Linked DNA regions of Homo sapiens: region 2 is linked to region 1. A link is an interaction called in ENCODE POLR2A ChIA-PET data of the cell type or tissue named here. Cell type or tissue: OCI-LY7. All regions are shown on one strand.

Region 1 (4,000 bases):
GATGTGAAGAAATTGGAACCCTTAAACACAGCTGATGAGAATATACAATGGTCCAGCCACTATGGAAAACAGTAAGGTGGTTCCTCAAAAAACAAAACAAAACAAAACAAAAAACAACAAAACAGAATTACCATATGACCCAGCAATCTCACTTCTGGGTATGTACCCAAAAGAGTTGAAAGCAGGGACTTGAATAGATATTTGCACACCCATGTTCACATCAGGGTTATTTACAATAACCAAAAGGTAGAAGCAACCCAAGTGTCCACTGACAGATGGATGGATCAACAAAATGCGGTCTATCCATACAATGAAATACTCTTCAGCCTTAGGAAGGCAGGAAGTTCTGACACCCGCTACAATAGGGATGAACCTTGGGGACACCCTGGTAAGTGAAATAAGCCAAACACAAAAGGACACTGTATGATGTCACTTATATGAGGTTCCTAGAGTGATCAAATTCATAGAGACAGAAAGTGGAATGGTGGTTGCAGGAGCTGGAAGGGGGGGACAAGGAGTGGTTTAATGGGACTAGAGGTTCAGTCTGGGAAGATGAAAAAGTGGATGGTGGTGATGGTTGTATAATAACATGAATGCGATCAGTGCCACAGAACTGCACACTTAAAACTGGTTAAACGATACATTTTACATTATGTGTATTTTACCACAATTAAAATTTATTTTAATAAAAAAAGTTAGGAGACACAAAGAAAAATAAAAAGGCCAGCGCTCCACTGGCTGTGGATGAAATGGAGTTGTGTAGGAAACGCAAGGTCCTTTAGAAGAGGGAATGGAGGAGGCGGCCCGCAAGAAGGGAGAGCTGGAAGCTGCGGAGCAGCAAGCACACGCGCACACTGCCCTCTGTCCCGGTCTGCCCGCCTCCAGGTTCAGAAGGTTTCTGCGTTCCTCATCTGCTTCCTGCTTTCTCAGCTTTAAGCAAGACGGCCACAGCTCTGACCTTCCAGAAGACCCTCTCTTGCCTGGTCTATTTTATAACACGGACACAGCAGGGAACAAGGGCTGTCTAGGTTTGTGGCACAGAAAGGCCTCTCTGGTGAGAGGTGCACACGTCAGAGATGCTGGAAGTCAGGGCACAGGGTGCTTGAACACAGTGCCAGTGCCTCGCTGTCTGACCAAGGTCTTCAGACACCTCTGAGCCCGGGCTGCCTCCTCCTGCACCTGGGTCATCCCTCCGCTATTCTCCTTCCACCCAGGGGGTGCAAAGCTGGTAGGCTAGCAGAACGCTGACCACTAGCAGCACGTGCCGATCGGATCAGGCTGTGGTAGGGAGGTAGAAGTTGGTAGCTCAGTGTTCTGGGGACGGCTGGGCCACCCCAGCCCCGTGCTCCCATGCCATCAGTTCATGGCCTCACATCTGTCCTGTGGCCAAGGCTGAGGGGCACCCACTGACTGGGCAGGCACACACTTGTTCTCTAGCAGTTCTCTAAAGTTGGAGATCTCAGTCACCAGGGTCTTTGGGTTTACAGCCCTCACTCAACATGTGATTTCGTTGTGGTCGCTGTTTGGTTTCCCAGAGAGGGCAGGAAGAGCTGTGGGCTTCCCAGCTGCTGCTCACTAACTTGCGCTGCTGCTGTGTGCATTAGATGGGCATAGAGTTGCACTTCAGGCGAGATAATGTTTCCTTTGCTAACATGGTTTGTGGCTTGTAGACAATTGGATCAAAGAGCTGCAGCATTGAGATGAAGGCCAAGTCCTGGGCGTCCCCAAGCTCTACGTGCATTTTTTGGCCTGCAGTTTCCTACAGAGGGCTTAGGGGCACACGGAGAAACTGCCTGCAACCTGTGCTCAGCAGTGAGCTGCCCTCTGCAAGTTACAGGAGAAATGGAGATGAGCTCCTGCATGAGGCCCATTAGGCCAGAGCTTAATTACGTCACGGAAAGATGTCTCCGGCCAGTTCCTGGGGGCCAAGGCCAGCCCCGGCCGCTTCACAGCTGGTGATTTTGGGCAAGCTATTTATTTCTCTCCATTTCAACTTCCTCATTTTTACAATGGTGATCATTATACTTACTTGCATAACTGCTGCAAGAAATGAACAGCAGATTAAGGTGGTTCCCACTCAGTGCACCCACTTGGTGTGAACATTAAATAAAGGCCTTTCTGACACCCTATGTGCCACTATCTTTCAAATGCACCTTAAGGTGAAGAAAATACAAACTGAGTTAAAAGAAAGCATCACTGAGTACGGTAGCTTTGCCTTTACGTTTCCTTGGTCAACTACTATGGGGTAAAGGTTCCAGAGTTTTCACCTTAACAAGAGTTCTGATATTCAAAACACAGGATGGAAAGTTAGTATGACATAGTGTGCCCAGCCCAGGGCTCCTGCATAACTGCTGGAACAGTCACCATTGAAATCAGGCCTGTGGTCCTGGTGTGGGGACCAGTGACACCCCCTCTGACACTGGCTGGGAACTTGGATTCAAATCACGAAAACTTCACAGCCAGGAAGGTGGTGTTCTCTTGTGATGCCTGTTATCAGACACAAGCTGTGCAGGAGCCGGCCCCTGGCTCAGCACCACCTACAGGTGAGCCCAGCACATGCTGAAATAAGAGAGGCCACATGAAGCACTCGTACCATCAGGGTAACAAGAAGCGCGGAGTCAGATCTTCCCGTCAGCCAGGAGGAGCTGCGCACTCCTACCATTTGCAGCTCATCGCTGGTAGTGGCTACCCCCTCCGCCTGGGCAGGTCCCCAAAGCCTAGCTGGCAGCCCCGCTTCCCCAACCCCAGCCTTCAGCTCCCCTCTGCGCCATTCCCCACAACTTGGTTTGCCATCTGTAATTTGGGAATTTAAAAACATCAGTTGCAACTCCTTCATTTCTGGTCATTCTAAGGAGGTGAGAGTCTCAATTCCTGAAAAGATTTAATTTGTCAAATACCAGGATCAATTCAGGAAGAGCTCAGAGAGCTTCTAAGGTGGGGGTGGGAGAGAGAAATGAAATAAGGGACGTTAGTTCTTGCAAGAGATGCTTCTGGGATGACGTCGAGGAGCAACTGCTGTTTGGCTCAGACAAGGCAAAGGCTCGGGGGAGGGGAGGGGGCACTGCTGTCGCCTGGGCTGTTCCAGAATGAGTGTTTTCAGAGGTGCTTTCCTTTAGCAATAATGAGGCCGGGGTCCTGAGCTCCGAGACGAGGACCCAGTGGGACTTGGTCACTTCAGGAGGTTGATGGTCCTGGCTGAAGTGTTGCTGTTCCATAGCAGAGAAAAGCAGGCCAGGCACGGTTTTTGTGTTTTTGTTTGTTTTTTTTGTCTTGTGGAGAGCACAGGCGCAGGGAGGCTTGTTTTCCATCAGGTGGGCCTGAGAATTTAGGGAGGGTGCAGGGAGTGGGAGAAACCTGGCTCTTGGGTATTGGTCTTGCCAAATCCCTAAACTAGATGCTTTTTTTTTTTTATTACTGTGTTTAAAAAAATACCTAACATAGAATTTGCCATCTTAGCCATTTTAAAGTATATTCACACTGTTGTGCGGCTACCCCTGGAACCTCTTCATCTTCCCCAGCTGAAAATCTGCACCCACTAAACACTAACGCCTCATTCTCTCTCCTGCCCCTGGAAACCTCCATTCTCCTTTCTGTCTCTGTGGATTTGACTATTCTAGGTGCCTCATCTGAGGGGAACTATCACTATTTGTCTTTTTGTATCTGGCCTGTTTCACTTACTATAAGCTCCTCAAGTTTTATCGATGTTGTAAAATGTGTCAGAATTTCCATCCTTTTAAGGCTGATATTCATTGTATGACTATTCCACATTTTGTTGATTTATTCATCTGTCGATGGACATTTAGGTTGCTTCCACCTCTTGGCTACTGTGATTGATGCTGCTAGGACCATGTTTGTTCAAGTCCTTGCTTTTAATTCTTTTGGGTATGTACCCAGAAGGAGAATAGGTGGATCAATTTGGTAATTCTATGTTTAATTTTTGGGGGGAACCACCGTACCATTTTCTGGAGTGGCTCAATCATTTTACATTTCCATCAGCAAT
Region 2 (4,000 bases), 1.1 Mb before region 1:
CATGTCATTAAGTTTGAAGCCATTTTTCTTTCTTTTCTCTATAGGCTGCAACACTAGGTATGCTGTATTGACAAGAGCAAAGTATAACGCAGATCAATATGATCAGCTTTAAAGGGAACTGGAAGTACGGAGGATATATACCTTTAAACATATGATTTTTCTTGTAATGGGAAGTAGCTTTATTATTTCAGTTGTAGGTCAGCAGATGTAAATATTATACAAGCAATTCATTTTTGTGTGAAAAAAATTTTGAGAATATAGAGGTAAGAAGAAAAAAATTTTCTATAGTCTTTCCACTCCCAACACATCACTTAAAATGTTTTGCTGCGTTTTTTTCCAATATAAAATTTCTTCCACATATAAGGTTTTTCTTTACTTTGTTATGGTGATATTGTATGCATTATTGATTTTCTAATTCTCTTCCTTTTCACCTATTGTTATGTCATAAACTTTGAAACCCATTTTAATCTTAATAAATAATAATAATTATGGCTAACACTTATTGAGTGCTTACTATCAGACACTAACCAATTGCATGAATTAATACCTTTCCTCTTCACAGCAACCCTACCAGGCAGATCTATTGCTAGCCTCATGTTACAGACAAGAAGACAGAAGCCCAGAGAAGTTTCAAGAACTTGCCCATATGATAGACAAGAGCACACAAGAGAGTGAGGATTAGCACATAGGCAATCTGGATCCTGAGTTCGATTCTAACAACTGCTCTAAGTCATTCTCAAACAAATTATCAAGGTTATGAGGCAATGTTTATTTTAAGCAGAGGCACTGACAATTTTCACATGTAATCTTGCCTATTAATGTTGATATATCCATCACCTTGTAAAGTGCATAGCTCATAACAAGGACTCGGTGCATGCTTTTTTTTTTTGAATGAATGAATTAATTTCTAATTTGGATACAAGACATTAGCAAAATGCCATAGTAGATAAATATGTTGCATTGACTCAGTGAAATGTAAGTGAGGTAGAAAGTGTTTTCCGAAAATGGTGGCAAAAATGTTTCCCATCCTACTTGCCCTACCAGAACCTTGCCACTCCCTTTCAAATACTGAGTCCATGGCTGCTCTCCTTGAATCTTAGTGGCTCTTTGTAAGTCAGCCTCAGCTAATTAAGAGTGAGATAATTGATGCCATATGACTTCTGAGGCTCCGTCAAAACAGATGAAACAGCTTCTGCCCCACTCTCACCTGGGATGCTTGATTTTGGAACTCAGCCAGATTCTGGGTGGGAGCCAAGCAGCTGTGTGGAGGGGCCTTGGGGATGGGTGTTCCAGCCCACAGCTGCTGTCAGTCTCCAGACAGGTGAACACTGAGTCTTCAGATGACCTCAGCCCCAGGAGCTGCCCCTACTGATGCCACATGCAGCAGAAATGAGCCAGTCTCTCTGAGCCCAACCCAAATGTAGATTCATGAGGTCCATGAATGCTTGCTCTTGCTTACGCCACTGGGTTTGGGGCTGCTTGCTACATAGTAACAGGTAGCTAGGACATGAGGCTCACTGTTCATATTTATACATTTTAAGAATCACTTGGGGGCCAGGCACGGTGGCTCACGCCTGTAATCCCAGCACTTTGGGAGGCCGAGGAGGTTGAATCACAAGGTCAGGAGATCAAGACCATCCTGTGAATGGTGAAACCTCGTCTCTCCTATATATACAAAAAGTTAGCCGGGCGTGGTGGCAGGCACCTGTAGTCCCAGCTACTCGGGAGGCTGAGGCAGGAGAATGGCGTGAACCCGGGAGGCGGAGCTTGCAGGTGAGCCAAGATTGTGCCACCGCACTCCAGCCTGGGGGACAGAGCGAGACTCCGTCTCAAAAAAAAAAAAAAAAAAAAAAAAAGAATCACTTGGCTAAATAGGTAGTTGGAAACCAATTTGTGGATTAAAACAGCATCGATTTATTTGTAAAATTCTAGTATTTTATTTAGACTTTTACTATCACCTGCAGAAGTAGATACATTCTCTGACAGATAATTGTCTACTTTCAGCTAGACAATTATCAATGTTTTAACTTCTAGGACAAATTTACTTTCACTTTTAAAACAAATTTAGACTTGTGTGTGTGTGTGTGTGTGTGTGTGTGTGTGTGTGTGACTTGTTCAAGATCTAAGTAATCATGATCATCTCATTATCTTCTCTTCAGTTAAAAGGACCAAACCCATAAAAAGTGGCAGAAATAAAAACAGCAACAAACATAAATGGAAAACTTAGACCCTGAAATCTCAGAGGTTTGCTTTAAAATAATTGAAAAAAGAAAATCAAAGAGAATTTTATTTACTAATTTTATAGCTAGGTTGATTTAGGACTTGCTAGAAAAGTAGCAATATTATACTTTATTGATTTATGACTCTAGTTTTTCAATTGATATCTTTAGTTATTTAAAATATAAATGTATTGTGCCCTGATCTTGAGGATTGTATGTAAAATTGCTCAGAATCTTTACATACATCATCCCAATTAATTCTCACATAATCCCCTGACATAGTACTACATCACTCCATTTTCATAGAAGAGGACACTGAGGTTCATAGAAGTACAGTAATGCACTGCCTAACAAGGCTTTGGTCAGTGACAGACCCGGTATGGATGGTGGGCTCATAAGATTATGATGGAGCTGGACAAGCACGAATCATCTAGTGACATTGTAGCCTTTCTATGTCACAGTGCAGTACATTATTCATGTGTTTGTGATGGTGCTGGTATCAACAAAACTACTGTGCTGCCAGGGGTGTAACACTATAGCACACAATATAAGGTACAATATATAATACTTAATAATGAAAATAACTACGTTACTAGTTTATGGGTTTACTGTACTTTTTATTGTTATTTTAGAATGTAATCTTTCTACTTATTAAAAAAGGTTAACTGTAAAGCAGCCTCAGGCAGATCCCTCAGGAGGTGTTCAGAAGGCACTGTTATTCCAGGAGATGGCAGATCCATGCATGTTATTGCCCCTGAAAATCTTCCACTGGGACAGGATGTGGAGATGGAAGACAGTGATGTTGATGATCCTGACCCTGTGTAGGCCTACATGGGCTAATGCAGGTGGTGTTTGTGTGTTAGCTTTTAACAAAAAAAAAAATATTAAAAAGCTAAAAAAAAAGAAAAGAAAAAAGCTTATAGAATATTTTTGTACAGCTGTACAACCTGTGTTTTAAGCTGTTATTACAAGTCAAAAAATTAAGAAAAATTAAGTTTATAAAGTCAAAAAGCTACAGTAAGCTAAGGTTAATTTATTATTGAAGAAAAAATTAAAAACATATTTAGTGCAGCCTAAGTGTACGGTGTTTAATAAAGACTACAGTAGTGCACAGTAATGTCCTAGCCTTCACATTCAGCCACCACTCATTCACTGACTCAGAGCAAATTCCAGTCCTGCAAGCTACATTCATCGCAAGTCCCCTCTTGAGGTATATCGTATTTTATCTTTCATGCCCTATTTTTAACTGTTCCTTTTCTGTGTTTAGATATGTTTAGGTACACAAATACCATTGTGTTGCAATTGCCTGCAGTATTCAGTACAGTAACATGTGGTACAGGTTTGTAGCCTAGGAGCAATAGGCCCTATCATACAGCCTAGGTGTGTAGTAGGCTGTTCCATCTAAGTCTGTGGAAATGCGCTTTCATCATTCATGCAAAGAGACAAACATCTTATGACACATTTCTAAGAATGTATCTATGTTGTTCATTGATGACTGACTGTATGTGATCACATTTTATCAGCAATTGATGCAGACCCTAATCTGGACATAATGCAGTGCAACCATTCACTATTGCTAATGCAATAACATTCTTCAAAGCTGCATTGGATGAATTAAAACCAGAAATTGTAGATGCCTGCTACAGGAACTTATGGAGTGAAGCCATGAATGATTTTAAAAGCCTCTCTGGGGTCAGTGGAGAAGTTAGGAAAATCATTCGTGCAGCAAGACAGGTTGGTGGAGAAGGGTTGCTGACATGCTTGCTGAAGTGGCAGAAGAT

Evidence for each region. Peaks named below come from ENCODE experiments on the same cell type or tissue, not always from the same donor. Only the 100,000 strongest peaks of a DNase experiment are listed, where the experiment ranks them.
Region 2: POLR2A ChIA-PET joins it to region 1 with 7 read pairs; 2 of 35 experiments call an interaction of 5 or more read pairs at or near these places.

What each region holds. Positions count from the first base shown.
Region 1 is chr18:10,481,093-10,485,092 of GRCh38, reverse strand. The region is part of intron 3 of APCDD1 (APC down-regulated 1); the gene reads right to left. Among named protein-coding and RNA genes, the nearest start is that of APCDD1, 28 kb to the right of the region's middle. RefSeq lists enhancers at 1,780-1,969, 2,010-2,059, 2,080-2,249. In OCI-LY7, a CTCF peak has its summit at 2,515 (motif pointing left); a DNase peak (open chromatin) is centred at 1,972; H3K4me3 peaks cover 1,134 bases; H3K27ac peaks cover 2,360 bases.
Region 2 is chr18:11,555,200-11,559,199 of GRCh38, reverse strand. No RefSeq gene overlaps it. Among named protein-coding and RNA genes, the nearest start is that of SLC35G4, 52 kb to the left of the region's middle. In OCI-LY7, no CTCF peak of the experiment used is centred here; no DNase peak of the experiment used is centred here.